Linked DNA regions of Homo sapiens: regions 2, 3, 4 and 5 are each linked to region 1. A link is a contact called in ENCODE Hi-C or POLR2A ChIA-PET data. All regions are on one chromosome and are shown on one strand. The core of a region is the stretch at or near the end of the contact, and the rest is flanking DNA. Distances in the headings are between cores, read along the strand shown.

Region 1 (2,638 bases), core at 104-2,603:
CTCCCGGGTAGCTGGGACCACAGGCGCACACCACCACGCCCCGCTAATTTTCTTTTTTTGTAGAGACGGGGTTTCTCTATGTTGCCCAGGTTCTGTTCTTTTTCTTAAATGATACATGGCAAACGTTTATTGAATTTTTGCTGCCTCCCTTAATTCAAGCCTTCATCCATACACAATTTCATTTACTATTAACCTGAGAACTGTGAAAGGAAACTTTTACACATGGTTAAAAAAGTATCATGTTTTAAGTTTTATCTAATTTTTGCTTAAATATATAATACATAAAGGAAAGAAACAATGACTCAGTCGGCCACCCGTACTTTTTTGTTCATTCCATGTTTCCACTAGCCCTTAAGACACTTTAAACTCACACCGAAGGGCCAGTAACATCTCCAATCTCTAAAAAGTTTGCATTAGTAGAAATAACGATTCAAAATAGCACTGGCTTGTCAACGTACACCAATGCAAAAGGCACAGTCCTAACGTCTTTAATGAAACAAGCGAGTGTACCGTCTACTGTGAGAGCAATGACAGTCACGCAGCCTGCGGGAGCCCTGCCACTCGCTCCGTGACCCAGGGTAAGTTACTCAACCCCATTGCGTCTCCCTTTCCTCATCTGTTAAAAATAAAGCAGGGTGGAAATAGCGTTTGCACTCCTCGGGTGGTATGAAGATGGTGCGCGTTCCGTGTGTAAACCCGCTCGTGACCAGCGCTCGGGACGCGTTGGTCGCTATCATTGCCATCCTCCGCCCCGCGTCGTTACTTCGGAGTTACGACAGGGACCTCAAAATTAAAGTCACAACATCCGCGAGGGACTCAATCCTCTCCCGCATCTCCTAACAGCCGGGAATTTGTTTTGAAGGGAGGATAAGAGGCGGCTTCACGCCCACGAAGCGCCACACATTGGCGCTGCCGGGGAGGCGGGGGCCCGCGGCCTCCTCGGCGTCCGGAGCCGGCCCAGCGAGCGGAGGCCCGCCCCGTGCCCAAAGAACAGTCTCCTCCCGCGGGGGGGGCACAACCCGAGCCTCTCAGCCTGCCCCCGCTCCGCAACTCCGGTCCCGGGCTCCGGGCCCTGAGCCTCAGAGCCCCTGGAGCCCCGGAACCCCCGAATCCCAGCCCCCGCACCACAGCCCGCCATTCACGCGCGCGCGCCCGGCCCTCACCAGGTCGATGTGGGAGAAACCGGTGAGCACGAGATTCTTGAGGAGCTCGCAGCCGATGCCGCCCGCCCCCACCACCAGCACCCGGCCCCCGGCCACCGCCTCAGCCAGCTCCCGGGGCAGCCCCCGCGACAGTGCCATGGCGGGACAACCACGAGCCGCGGCGGAGGCGGAGGCGGGAGAACCGAGCCGCGGCCGGAAGCGGGTGGGGGAAGGGCGGCCTGGTTTCCGCTCCTGCGCACTACAGCCTCCGGCAGACACAGGCAGGGCACATCGCGCCGGGGTGTGCTGCAGCCCGCGGGGACCGGCAGGCTCTTGCAAAGGGCTGGCGACCTCCAGCTGAGACCGGCGGTGTTATTCCCACACCAGCATAGGCCCGCCATCAGACCTAAAAAGTCTAAGGGTCGCCTTCTAGCCTGGGGTTTCAACTCCCAGCCAAGACTTCCTTACAGGTTAGAAAACTGATGTCCCTATACGTAAAGAGCTCTTACAAATTAACAAGTGTCACCCCCAAAAAAATATAGGCAAAGGATGTGAACAGGAAACTCACAAAAAATTGGACAATATGATCAATAAGCGTATTAAAATGTAAACCATAAAAGAATCGCTTGAACCCTGGAGGTGGAGGTTGCAGTGAACCAAGATCGCACCACTTCACTCCAGGCTGGGTAACAGAGCAAGACTCCGTCTCAAAAAAGAAAAAAATGTAAACCATGCAAAATGGTAAGATTTTCACCTGCCGGGCGCGGTGGCTTACGCCTGTAATCCCAGCACTTTGGGAGGCCGAGGCGGGTGGATCACGAGGTCAGGAGTTCTGAAACCAGCCTGACTAACATGGTGAAACCCCCATCTCTACTAAAAATACAAAAATTAGCCGGGCGTGGTGGCGTGCGCCTGTAATCCCAGCTACTCGGGAGGCTGAGGCAGGAGAATCGTTTGAACCCAGGAGGCAGAGGTTGCAGTGAGCCGAGATCGCGCCACTGCACTCCAGCCTGGGCAACAGACTCCGTCTCAAAAAAACAAACAAACAAACAAACAAAAAAAAACACCGAAACAGCTGGGGGTGGTGGCACAAGCCTGTAGCCCCAGCTACTCAGGAGGCTGAGGCAGGAGAATTGCTTGAACCCAGGAGGCGGAGGTTGCACCACTGCACTCCAGCCTGAGCAATACAGCGAGACTCTGTCTCAAAAAAAAAAAAAAGTTTTTCACCTACTAAACTGGTAGAAAGAAAAAATAAGTAACACTTATCAAGGGATTGGGAAACAAGCACTCCAACACACTCCAGGTAAAGATTCCAAAGCAAAGCTTCTCTAGAGGGCGTGGTGGCTTGCACCTGTAGTCCCAGCTACTCAGGAGGCTGAGGCAGGAGGATCACTTAAGCCTGAGAGGTCGAGGCTGCAGTGAGCTATGCCCTTACCACTGCACTCCAGCCTGAGAGACAGAGCAAGACCCTGTCTCGAAAAAAAAGAAAAAAAAAC
Region 2 (2,638 bases), core at 46-2,545, 1.5 Mb before region 1:
ACGAGGCCTGCCAGGAGCGGCAGAGAGAGGGACCCACATCCGGAACAAGAGCCTGGAGAGTGGGGGCCGGAACAGGGAGACAACTCAAGCTCTGCGTCCTGGGGCTGTGCTTTGGCCACAGGCAGAGAGGAAGTCCCCTGCGAGGGGGCGGGTCCCAGGTTCCTTGGAGTTGCGCTTGGGGAATGAAACGGGAGACAGATGCAGAGAGGCTGGGGTGTCCCAGGACCCTCGGGGCTGTGCGGCGGGCACACGGGGTGCTCCTGAACACAGGCTGGGGGTCGCTGATTCTGGGACTCGGAGAAGGACACGGATCCTCTGATTTGGGGACGGGAGGTGGGATGGTGACCTGGAGAACCACTGGGGTGTTCTGGGAGCCTCTGGCCAAGCTTCTGGGGTGGAAGTGATACCTGAAGTGCCAGGGTAAAAGGCAGGGAGTGATGATCTCTCTCCTGGAGTCGTCTGAGCTGCAGCCACTGTGGAAAGAGAAAGAAGGTGGATGAGGGTGGAGAGAAGGTCCACAAAACAGAATGCTCAGCCTGGCACCGTGGCTCACGCCTGTCATCCCAGCACTTTGGGAGGCCGAGGCAGGAAGATCGCTTGAGCCCAGGAGTTCGAGACCAGCCTGGGCAACATAGTGAGACCTCGTCTCTACAAGAAATACAAAAATTAGCTGGAAGTGTTGGTTCACACCTGTAATCCCAGTTACTCGGGAGGCTGAGCTGGGAGGATCACCTGAGCCCAGGAAGTCAAGGCTGCCGTGAGCCGTGATTGTGCCACTGCACTCCAGCCTGGACAACAGAGCAAGACCCCATCTCAAAATAAACAAACCAAAAAATAGGGTGTAGAGAAGGAAAGGTAGTGTCCTGAGAAGTAATCTCCAGGCTGGAGAGATGGAACAGGACCACATGGGAAGGGGACTCCCAGAGACATGGAGAGTGACAAGAAATTGGAAGTGGCAGCAGAGACCCAGCCATGAGAAGGGGACGCTAACAGGCAGCCCCTCCAGAACTCCCTGTCTCACCCCCTTCCGCCCCCAAGGACCCAGGCCCTGAAGCAGAATGGATCTCCCAGAAGGGAAGGGGTGCAGGGAGAAGAACCCCACTTTCATCACCCGTCCCTGCAGACGTCACCCAAGCACCCATCTCACAAACGCTCTGCCTACCATCCCCTGTAACCACTGGCTTCACCTGGGAGCAAAAGCAGGAAGAGGATGTGACCCAGATGGATCATGGTGGACTGGGGTCTGGCAGGGGTCTGGCAGAGGACTGTGGTCCAGAGAAGTCCAGAGGAACTGTGGGGGAGCAGAGAAGTAGCAATAGCGGATGTCACCCTGCTGGTGTCAAGGCCATCTGCTTCCTGTGTGTGTTGAGGGGGTGTCTCCGTTACTGCCTTTGGTGAACGAACTCAGGGGGAGGGTCAGAGAGACCAGGGAGGCTGCTGGCCTGGTCCAAGTGGGAATGACAGGTGGCAAGGGTGTGCAGGCTAGGGAGATCTGGAAATATTTTGGAGGTAGGGCCAAGAAAATTTGCTGATTAAATGAATGTGGGTGTGTTTGAGAGGGATCCTAGACAGCCAAGCCTTCTGGCATGAAACGCTGAGAAGATGGGAGTGTCTGCTGGCAGAGATGAAAGGTAGGGAAGTGGGTTTGCGGGGAAAGTGACGAGGTTTGGGCATACAGGGTTGGAAATGCCTGACAATCTCCCTGTGGAGATGCTGAATAACCTCACTGCATTTAGGAGTTCAGGGGATAAGGCTGGTCTGGAGATGTAAATTTGGGGGTTGATGGCTTATGGATGGTACTTAAAGCCACAAGACTGGGTGAGATCACCAAGGAAGTGAGTGCAGACAGGATTCTGCCCCTATCACAACACACACTGAATGGGGGAAGAGGAGGAACTTTGCCAGGGAAATGGAGAAAGAGGGAGGGGACCCCTGAGAGCATGGCATCTTGAAAGCAGGGGAGAGGCCACCGCAGTGGCTCATGCCTGTAATCCCAGCACTTTGGGAGGCCAAGGTGGGGGGATCACCTGAGATCAGGAGTTCAAGCCAATATGGTGAAACCCCGTCTCTACAAAAATACAAAAATTACCCGGGCATGGTGTCAGGCTCCTGTAATCCCAGCTACTTGGGAGACTGAGGCAAGTGGAGGTTGCAGTGAGCCGAGATCTCACCACTTTGCCACTGCACTCCAGCCTGGGCGACAGAATGAGACCCTCTCTCTAACAATAAAAATGTAATAATAAAATAAAATAGAAAAGCAAGCAAGCAGGGGAGAAATAGGGCCAACATGGTCAGTGCTGTGAAAGGTCACCAAGTGAAACTGAGAGTGGCCTCCCACTGGAATGCCAGCTCCAGGGCTGGGAATTCCTGCCTGCTTAGTTCACAATACACAGCAAAATGCCTCCTCTGCTGCAATAAATTATTTTAAATGATGAATGAGTAAATGAAACCAGACCTCTAAAAAGGGTGATGTAGGGGAGAGGGAGAAATTGAGCCACACCCTATACCCTTACCCACAGACCCTTCCTCTGGGAGTCTAGACCCCCAGTCCTGCCTCCCTCTGGACCCAGTAATATTCTCCCTGCCCCCACCCCATCTCCATCCCCACTCCTACCCCTACCCCCATGGGCAGGACCCA
Region 3 (2,638 bases), core at 96-2,595, 1.5 Mb after region 1:
CTTGCATCTCCTGCGCCAGCTGTGACCCGCGCCATTTCTCATTGGCCACAATATGCCCCAAAGGCACGTGCACGGGGCCCGTATCATCAGGGGGGTTCTTTTCCATGGATGGTCTCCACCTAAGGAGGGAAAAGCCAGGCGGCACTTGAGCAGGCTCTCCTGCACACGGCCCTGCATTCCACTCCAAGCCAGGGCCTCTGGGGCAGGATCCCCTCTGCAAACTGAATTATTTGTCAAAGAACTGTCAAATAAGATTCCCTTTATAATTACTAATAAGAAAACACAGGCTGGGCGCGGTGGCTCACACCTGTAATCCCAGCACTTTGGGAGGCCGAGCGAGGCGGGTGGATCACAAGGTCAGGAGTTCAAGACCAGCCTGGCCAAGATAGTGAAACCGCGTCTCTACTAAAAATACAAAAAAATTAGCCGGGCTTGGTGGTGGGCACCTGTAATCCCAGCCACTTGGGAGGCTGAGGCAGAGAATTGCTTGAATCCGGAAGGCGGAGGTTGCAGTGAGCCGAGATCGCGCCACTGCACTCCAGCCTGGGCGACAGAGCAAGACTCGTCTCAAAAAAAAAAAAAAAAAAGAAAAGAAAAAGAAAACACAAAGGCCTGAATGAAGGCCAGGGTGGCTGGAGACGGGATGTGTGGTGGTGGAGGTGGTAATGGCATTGGATTCCAATAAGGCCAGAGGCACGATCAGATTTAAGTTTTAAAAGAATCCTGGGCTGGGCATGGTAGCTCACGTCTGTAATCCCAACATTGGGCAAGGCTGAGGCGTGAGGATCGCTTGTGCCCAGGAGTTCGAGACCAGCCTGAGCAATACAGCGAGATCCCGTTTGCCAATTATTTGTGGCGAAATAAATTCTCTAAGAACCAGGAGATTCCTGTCCTGGTGTCCGCGTCCTTCATTTTCATCACGTGCCTAGCCCCTGATACCCCAGCTGGATCCGCACCGTAGCTTCTCAGTCCAGTCCAAGGCCCGAATACAGCCGGCAGGAACCCCACCGTCCCAGTCTAGAGATCATGTTACTGGTGGCCGCGCCACCTTCCGGGTTCACGCCCTCGGTGCTCGCCCAGTCCTTCATCCAGCCCGCCCTCCGCCTCCCGCAGCGCCGGATAGGCTGTGGCGTCAGAAATGGACGTCTAACCTGACCAATAAGAGAACGGATAAGGGCGGACGTTTCCGCCCTGGCGGGGATTTGAACGGTACCCACTGGTTGCCAAGAACGACCGGTGTGGAAGTAACCTTAGCTCTGATTGGTCGAGGGCCGAGCTGAGCCAATGGCCGACGTGGTTGCTGCAAAGTCCATTGCGAAGAGAAAGCGTGAGGGCTGGGCCTGCGGCGGGCTTTAGGGAGTGGTCCCTGGCTGTGGATAGATCTGCTGATGAGTCCAGGCCCCGGTCCATTCTCCTCGCGCTGCAAGGATGCTCCTGGGATTTCGGAGAGGCCGCAGGAGTCATTTCGTAAGTAGATGCTCGCCCGCCGCGCGTGGGGCTCTGTGGGGCCGGGAATTAGGGGTAAAGTGTTGGGGCGGGTTGGGGTTTGGCCTGAGATCCAGTCAAGGGGGCGGCACAAGAGAAAGTGGTTTTCAGTTGAGGAAGCCTTGATTTTTCGTGTTCTAAACTTTTTTTTTTTTTTTTAAGAAACAGGGTCTCGCTCTGTCGCCCAGGCTAGAGTGCAGTGGTGCGATCATAGCTCACTGCATCCTCGAACTCCTGGGCTCAAGCGATCTTCCCACCCCAGCCTCCCGAGGAGCTGAGACTACAGGCGCGCGCCACTACTCCCGGCTAATTGTTCAATATTTTTGTGGAAACAGGGATCTTGCTATGTTCCTATGGTGGTCTTGAGCTCCTTAGCCTCCTAAAGTGTTGGTATCACAGGCGTGAGCCACTGTGCCCGGCGTTAACAATCTTCTGCCCCAGGGTCGGCCACAGTTGGACAGGAGCACCCTGCCTCCCCTGTAGCATTCGTCCCCGTGCCCGGAGTTAACTCCTGGACGACGTACACCTGCTGCACTGCTGGATATAGCCATTCTTCATTTTTCCCTCCTCCACCCACCATGTACACCCCATCAGCAAGTCCCATCCGATATACCCACTACATACATCTGCCAGCTGTTCCCATCTCCACCCACACCCCGGCCTCCAGCATCTGTCTGGACTGCTGCGGCAGATCCTCACTGGTTTCTCTGCTTCCACTCTCGCCCTTCCCCTAGGTCCATTCTCCACGTAGCAGCCAAGGGGATTCTTATATTTATTTATTATTTAATTTAGTTTTAGAGACAGGGTCTTGTCCTGATGCCCAGGCTGGAGTACAGTGGCATGATCATAGCTCACTGTGGCTTCAACCTCTTGGGTTCAAGTGATCCTCCTGCCTCAGGCTCCTGAGTAGCTGGGACTACAGGTGTGCACCACCACACCTAGGTATTTTTTATTTATTTTATTTTTTGCCTCACACTCTGCCAAGTCTCAATGCCTGGCTAATTTTAAAAATTATTTTGTAGAGGCCACGTGAGGTGGCTCTCACCTGTAATCCAGCACTTTGGGAGGCTGAGGCAGGCGGATCATTTGAGGTCAGGAGTTCAAGATTAGCCTGGCCAACATGGTGAAAACCCATCTCTACTAAAAATACAAA
Region 4 (2,638 bases), core at 1-2,500, 1.3 Mb after region 1:
TCTAGAGATTCTTATGCCTCAGCCTCCCAAGTAGCTGGGACTACAGGTGGGCATGACCACACCTGGCTAATTTTTGTATTTTTAGTAGAGATGGTGTTTCACTATGTTGGCCAGGCTGGTCTCGAACTCCTGACCTCCAATGATCCTCCAGCCTCAGCCTCCCAAAGTGCTGGGATTACAGGCATGAGCCACTGTGCCTAGATGACAGAGGGACTTTAAGCACAGAGAGGTTTAACATTCCATTTTAATCCGTTTATTTGCTGTGAGGAAACTCGCTTTGTCTCCCCAAGTCCTAGGAGAAGACAGCTCAGATAGACCAGCCCCAGGGACCTGAATATGGGCTGCTCAAGGACACATGTCTACTTTGTGTCCCTGGGAACAGAAAGACCAAGAATCAGGGATGCACGCATTCACAGCCAAAGGTGACAGTGAGATCGTGAAACCAGGGAGTATGCAGAAATCCTGGGGTGTGGGGCCCCTTGGGGGAACAGGGGCACAGCATGAGGCAATTGTGGGTTCTTGCTGTGTTGGATAACACATCCCCGTATCATAGAGCCACTCTGAGTTGGGGCTCCTCTCATCCTCTCACTTGTAGCCCAGAGCATTCAGTTGACATCCCCATTTTGGAACCCCAAGCTTTCTGTGCATGCCTCACTAGGGCATGCGTCTCTCTTCAAGGTAATTTCTGTTTTTTGTTTTGTTTTGTTTTGTTAGAGACAGAATCTCAGTCTATCGCCCAGGCTGGAGTGCAGTGGCACAATCTTGGCCCAGTGCAACCTCCGCCTCCCGGGTTCAAGCGATCCTCCCACCTCAGCCTCCCAAGTAGCTGGGACTACAGGTTTGCACCACCACACCCGGCTGATTTTTGTATTTTTAGTAGAGACGGGGGTTTCACCATGTTGGCCAGGCTGGTCTCAAACTCCTGACCTCAGGTGATCCGCCCACCTCAGCCTCCCAAAGTACTGGGATTACAGGAGTGAGCCACAGTGCCCAGGCCTGCACAGTAACTTCTGCTGTTCTTAGACACTCCCACCTCAGGGTTTTTGCATCAGCTGTTCCATCTGCCTGGACTGCCCTTCTTCTTCAAGATCCCCACTTATGTAGTCCTTTCTGTTCTCAGCTCAAACACCTCCTTCTCCAGGAAGCTCTGCCCATGCAATGTGGATGGGTCCCCCGCCTCTGTCCCCATCATGTCACCCTGTTGTGGTTTCTCCATTTCACTCCTCACAGTCGGTGGTGTGTTTGCTGGCTTCCTGTCTGTCCTTCATCAGCCCACAGAGGCATCAAGGCCTGTGTCACTCACAGCTGTGTCCCCAGCAACCAGCATTGAGCACAGGAAGGACTCGGGAGGGAAGTTCAGATCCTCAATCTCATGCTGGCCACATGTACCTTCAAAGAGAGCTTCCGGTAGCCTTCTGCTACATCCCAAATAGCCACAGTCCTATCAAACCCTCCAGAAATGAGAAAAGAGCCTGCAACAGAAAATGAAAGGGTGGAGATGGGGGTCAACTTTCCAAGCCAAGTGAGCCCAAAGCCAGCTGAAGATGCCTTGGCGAGGCACCACCTCATCTCACTCTGACAACACTGAAACCCCTTCCTGGAGTGGCTCCACGACCCCAAGCCAATTACAGCTGATTCTTATCATTTACAGTAGTCATGTTCTATGACAGGGGTCCCCAGTCCCTGGGCCACAGACTGGTACCAATCCATGGCCTGTTGGGAACCAGGCCACCCAGCAGACAGTGAGTGGTAGGCAAGCAAGCCAAAGCTTCATCTGTATTTACAGCCACTCCCCATCGCTCGTATTACCACCTGAGCTCGGCCTCCTGTCAGATCAGCTGCAGCATTCGATTCTCACGGGAGCATGAACCCTATTGTGAACTGCGGATGCGAGGGATTAGGTTGTGCACTCTTTATGAGAATCTAATGCCTGATGATCTGTCACTGTCTCCCATCACCCCCAGATGGGACCATCTAGTTGCAGGAAAACAAGCTCAGGGCTCCCACTGATTCTACATGATGCTGACTTGTATAATTATTTCACTATATATTACAATGTAATAATAATAAAAATAAAGGGCACAATAAATGTAATACACTTGGGTCATCCCGAAACCATCCTCCACAGCTCCCATTTGTGGAAAAGTTGTCTTCCATGAAACCTGTCCCTGGCGCCAGAAAGGTTGGGGGCCTCTGCAGTTTTTGCAGACACTGAATTAGTGAATACTGAACCATCGCTCCTAGGGGAAATACAGGGTCAGTTTCCTGCGAGCTCTGGTCACATTCTCATCAGTTGATCAGTACGTAACTTTGTTTTATGTGTGTTTCTGTTTAAAGACACCTTATTGCATATATACTGTTGATTTGTTTACATTGAACTCACAACCAACAGCTGTAACTCATGCCTGAATGGATGCATGCATTTTCCCCATCATAGCACTCTCGCGCTTAGGAACGGCAAACAGCACTTCGGCACTGTGGTTAGGGATCATTTTATTTGTTATTTATTTATTTATTTATTTATTTATTTATTTATTTATTTATTTATTTTTAGAGATAAGGTCTTGCTCTGTCACCCAGGCTAGAGTGCAGTGATGCAATCAGCTCACAGCAGCTTCAAACTCCTGGTCTCAAGCAA
Region 5 (2,638 bases), core at 67-2,566, 1.1 Mb after region 1:
TCGACCTTATGAACAGCTTATCCCAAATACTACTCAAGGGCTAACAGATGACCACATCTTAAATATCAAGAGCTTCTAGGTGTAGAATGTCTTCGTAAAGCAAGCCCTTATAGGATTTTCTTTTAAAATTTTCTCTGGGAGTCACATTTCTTTGGGAGAAGTCTGCCTTAAGTGACAACCTATTCATATAAGCAGTCAATTCTGACACAACTACCAATTTTGGTGTCACCCATCAACATTGAGACCTTTCTAAATCTTATACATTTCAGGATGCCAGATTACAGTATAAACTTCAAACAAGAGGAAAACCCAACACGTAAACCTGCGGAAGAGAAGCAACACACCAGCTGCCCTGGAAAACACTCTCCTCCCCCCGCGACACATGCATTTCCATCCTTCGCATCTGGTCACCTCCGCTGGCTGTCGGCCCTGCTCCGCTCCCTCCAACTATGCCTGCGAAGTGCTTCATTTCTTCTCTATTCGACCCGTAGGTGTTGCGTGTTCTTCTAAACTACGTTCAACAGTAAAGTGCAGGACATTCCAACAGCTCCACAAAGAAGCAAAATATTATCTCTGCAAAGTCATGCATTTAAAAACCAGTTGCTTTCCCTATTTTATTGATCAGTCTTTGAACTTCTGAACAGATTTTCGATCACCGCAAGCTGAGCCCTTCTAGAAGATCAGGATTCTAAAGCTCGACTCGGTCCACCTTCTGCTATTCTGGGAACACCCTTCATCCCCAGGGGCCAATGCGAGCCTGGCGGGTCACAGCGCCCGTTTCACCGAGAGGGGGCCGGGCTCCGCAGGGGGCATTCCCCGGCCGTTCGCGCGCTCCCGGCCCGCCGCGAGGGGCGCCCCGGGCAGCGCGGGGGTCGACGGGCGGCGCCGCAGCGCTGGGCCGCGGCCAGGAATGAGCTCAGCGTCCCCGCCGGGTGTTGCCGGCAGGTTGCATCAGACGCCGCGCGGCGCCGCCGCCCGCGCCTCCAGCCTCGCGTGGCCTTCCCGGGCCAGCGGGCCGTCTGGGGCCGGGGCTGGGTTTCCCCGAGCCGGGCCCGCACCCAGTCGAGCGGCCGGCGTCGCCGCGGCCTCCTCCTCCCCGTTCTCAGGGCGCCCGCCGCAGCCTCCTTACCTGCTCCTCTAGCCCGCCTGCCCCCAGGCGGCCTCCACTCCGAGCGGCCCCGCGCGGTGCGGCCCGAGCCGACCCAGGCCTCACAGCCCGCGAGTCAGCGAGGAGGAGCGACGGTTACGAAACCGGCAGCCTCCGCCCGTTCCGCAGCCGCGGCCACCGGCTTCCCCTGCTCGCCGGGGCCGCGCGCGCCGCCGCCGCCATCCCGGCCAATGGGAGCGCCGGCCTGCCGGAGGCACCGCCTTCTCTCGCGACGGGCAGCCCAGTCGACCAATCGTGGGCAGGCTGGCGGCGGGAGGCGGGCCCACGGTGGGGGAGTGGGTTCCGCGCGGCTGGCTCGGCGGGTGTGGCGGGAGCAGGGAGCTGCTTGCTGCGGCGTCCGCGGTCCCTAGGCAGCTCGCCCGGGCTGGCGGCGGCCTAGTGCTGTGGACGACTCAAGTTCGAGTCGGAGGCTGAAAAGCCGTCACCTTGTGGAGGCCAGACGTGCCTTTGGAAGCATTTTCTGAGGTGGTTTTGTGAACCACCGGCGACTGTTTTGGTTTCGCCGCGTCCCTTGGAAGCCCCCGCGGCGTCCCTCACAGAGTTTCTGCGAACGGAACGCCCCGCAGGCGGGCGGGCTTTGTCGCCGCAAAAAGAGTGGAGGCTGACGCGGTGGCTCCCGCCTATAATCTCAGCGCCGAGGGAGGCCGAGGCGGGAGAATGGCTTGAGCCCAGGCGTTGGAGAACCAGCCTGGACAACATAGCGAGACCCCATCTCAGTTACTAATTTTTAAAAAATCGAATGAACCCAGATGTTTCACACATAGGATTAGCATTGATGTCACATGGGTGAAATCCATGTGCTGCAGGCTGTGCTTTGTTGTTAGGGTGAGATGAAGTGAATTTCTTAAAATGATTCTCTTTGGGTGCCTTCCAGGTGCATGGGTGCGAGGTGATCTCTGAAAATAAGCAGCGATCCAGTGTGACTTAAAACTCGCCAGGAGAACCCGAAAGCGTTTTTTTTTTTTTTTTTTTTGAGACGGAGTCTCGCTCTGTCGCCCAGGCTGGAGTGCAGTGGCGCAATCTCGGCTCACTGCAAGCTCCGCCTCCCGGGTTCACGCCATTCTCCTGCCTCAGCCTCCCAAGTAGCTGGGACTACAGGCGCCCGCCACTACGCCCGGCTAATTTTTTGTATTTTTTTAGTAGAGACGGGGTTTCACCGTTTTAGCCGGGATGGTCTCGATCTTCTGACCTCGTGATCCGCCCGCCTCGGCCTCCCAAAGTGCTGGGATTACAGGCGTGAGCCACCGCGCCTGGCCCCGAAAGCGTTTTAACACCAGGAAGCAGCAGCTCGCTGGGCGGAGGGCAGAACTCGCCTGATAGGTTTAATTGCTTCCTCTTTAGCAACGCGTATCGTTCAAACAATTGAGGCTTTGAAAGAGGAAATGTTTCTTCAGCGCCCATGGAACCGGCTCGCCCCGTAAGATTGTTTCGAGGAATCAGTAAGATGATAAAGCAATAAATAAAAATTAA

The links. A loop is a pair of places that touch in the nucleus more often than their neighbours do. ChIA-PET counts read pairs that join two places held with the same protein, here RNA polymerase II (POLR2A). Pooled maps may share reads with other maps.
Region 2: a map with no recorded cell type shows a loop between it and region 1 (6-fold over the local background). The contact joins the promoter of HCST here to the promoter of UBA2 in region 1. A Hi-C loop is called at or near these places in 1 of 37 single-sample maps with no recorded cell type and 2 of 50 pooled maps. POLR2A ChIA-PET finds 5 or more read pairs at or near these places in 2 of 52 experiments (AG04450 and HEK293).
Region 3: a map of CD14-positive monocyte shows a loop between it and region 1 (6-fold over the local background). The contact joins the promoter of CEP89 here to the promoter of UBA2 in region 1. A Hi-C loop is called at or near these places in 1 of 168 maps with a recorded cell type or tissue (CD14-positive monocyte) and 7 of 50 pooled maps. POLR2A ChIA-PET finds 5 or more read pairs at or near these places in 1 of 52 experiments (MCF 10A).
Region 4: a pooled map shows a loop between it and region 1 (5-fold over the local background). The contact joins the enhancer-like site here to the promoter of UBA2 in region 1. A Hi-C loop is called at or near these places in 1 of 168 maps with a recorded cell type or tissue (CD8-positive, alpha-beta T cell), 3 of 37 single-sample maps with no recorded cell type and 7 of 50 pooled maps.
Region 5: a loop to region 1 is called in a map of CD8-positive, alpha-beta T cell, with 13 times the contacts of the local background. The contact joins the promoter of CEBPG here to the promoter of UBA2 in region 1. A Hi-C loop is called at or near these places in 1 of 168 maps with a recorded cell type or tissue (CD8-positive, alpha-beta T cell), 1 of 37 single-sample maps with no recorded cell type and 6 of 50 pooled maps. POLR2A ChIA-PET finds 5 or more read pairs at or near these places in 1 of 52 experiments (BJ).

Annotation. Positions count from the first base shown.
Region 1 is chr19:34,427,096-34,429,733 of GRCh38, reverse strand. UBA2 (ubiquitin like modifier activating enzyme 2) reads right to left here and starts at 1,353. Exons shown (of 17, transcript NM_005499.3): 1 at 1,164-1,353. The coding sequence starts at 1,301. It overlaps LOC124904695 (a long non-coding RNA gene), which reads left to right and starts at 1,370. Exons shown (of 2, transcript XR_007067232.1): 1 at 1,370-1,612. RefSeq lists silencers at 856-1,015, 1,086-1,195, 1,226-1,465.
Region 2 is chr19:35,901,186-35,903,823 of GRCh38, reverse strand. HCST (hematopoietic cell signal transducer) reads right to left here and starts at 1,295. Exons shown (of 4, transcript NM_014266.4): 1 at 1,188-1,295; 2 at 408-473; 3 at 1-52. The coding sequence starts at 1,230. It also overlaps a transcript of NFKBID not described here.
Region 3 is chr19:32,970,665-32,973,302 of GRCh38, reverse strand. CEP89 (centrosomal protein 89) reads left to right here and starts at 1,345. Exons shown (of 19, transcript NM_032816.5): 1 at 1,345-1,467. The coding sequence starts at 1,429. FAAP24 (FA core complex associated protein 24) reads right to left here and starts at 1,061. Exons shown (of 5, transcript NM_152266.5): 1 at 957-1,061; 2 at 1-119. The coding sequence starts at 106. RefSeq lists enhancers at 888-937, 1,318-1,537 and a silencer at 1,078-1,207.
Region 4 is chr19:33,159,248-33,161,885 of GRCh38, reverse strand. It overlaps WDR88 (WD repeat domain 88), which reads right to left. Exons shown (of 11, transcript NM_173479.4): 8 at 1,390-1,472. It overlaps LOC124904691 (a long non-coding RNA gene), which reads left to right. Exons shown (of 2, transcript XR_007067228.1): 2 at 1,231-2,115. Among named protein-coding and RNA genes, the nearest start is that of TRT-AGT1-3, 16 kb to the left of the region's middle. RefSeq lists a cis regulatory region at 545 and enhancers at 461-630, 974-1,383. Within about 2 kb of position 1,250, at least 4 of the 41 ENCODE cell types and tissues checked have a DNase peak (open chromatin) inside an H3K27ac peak, as active enhancers do; they include CD8-positive, alpha-beta T cell, where a contact is called at or near this core.
Region 5 is chr19:33,372,387-33,375,024 of GRCh38, reverse strand. CEBPG (CCAAT enhancer binding protein gamma) reads right to left here and starts at 1,316. Exons shown (of 2, transcript NM_001806.4): 1 at 1,130-1,316. RefSeq lists a silencer at 720-1,529.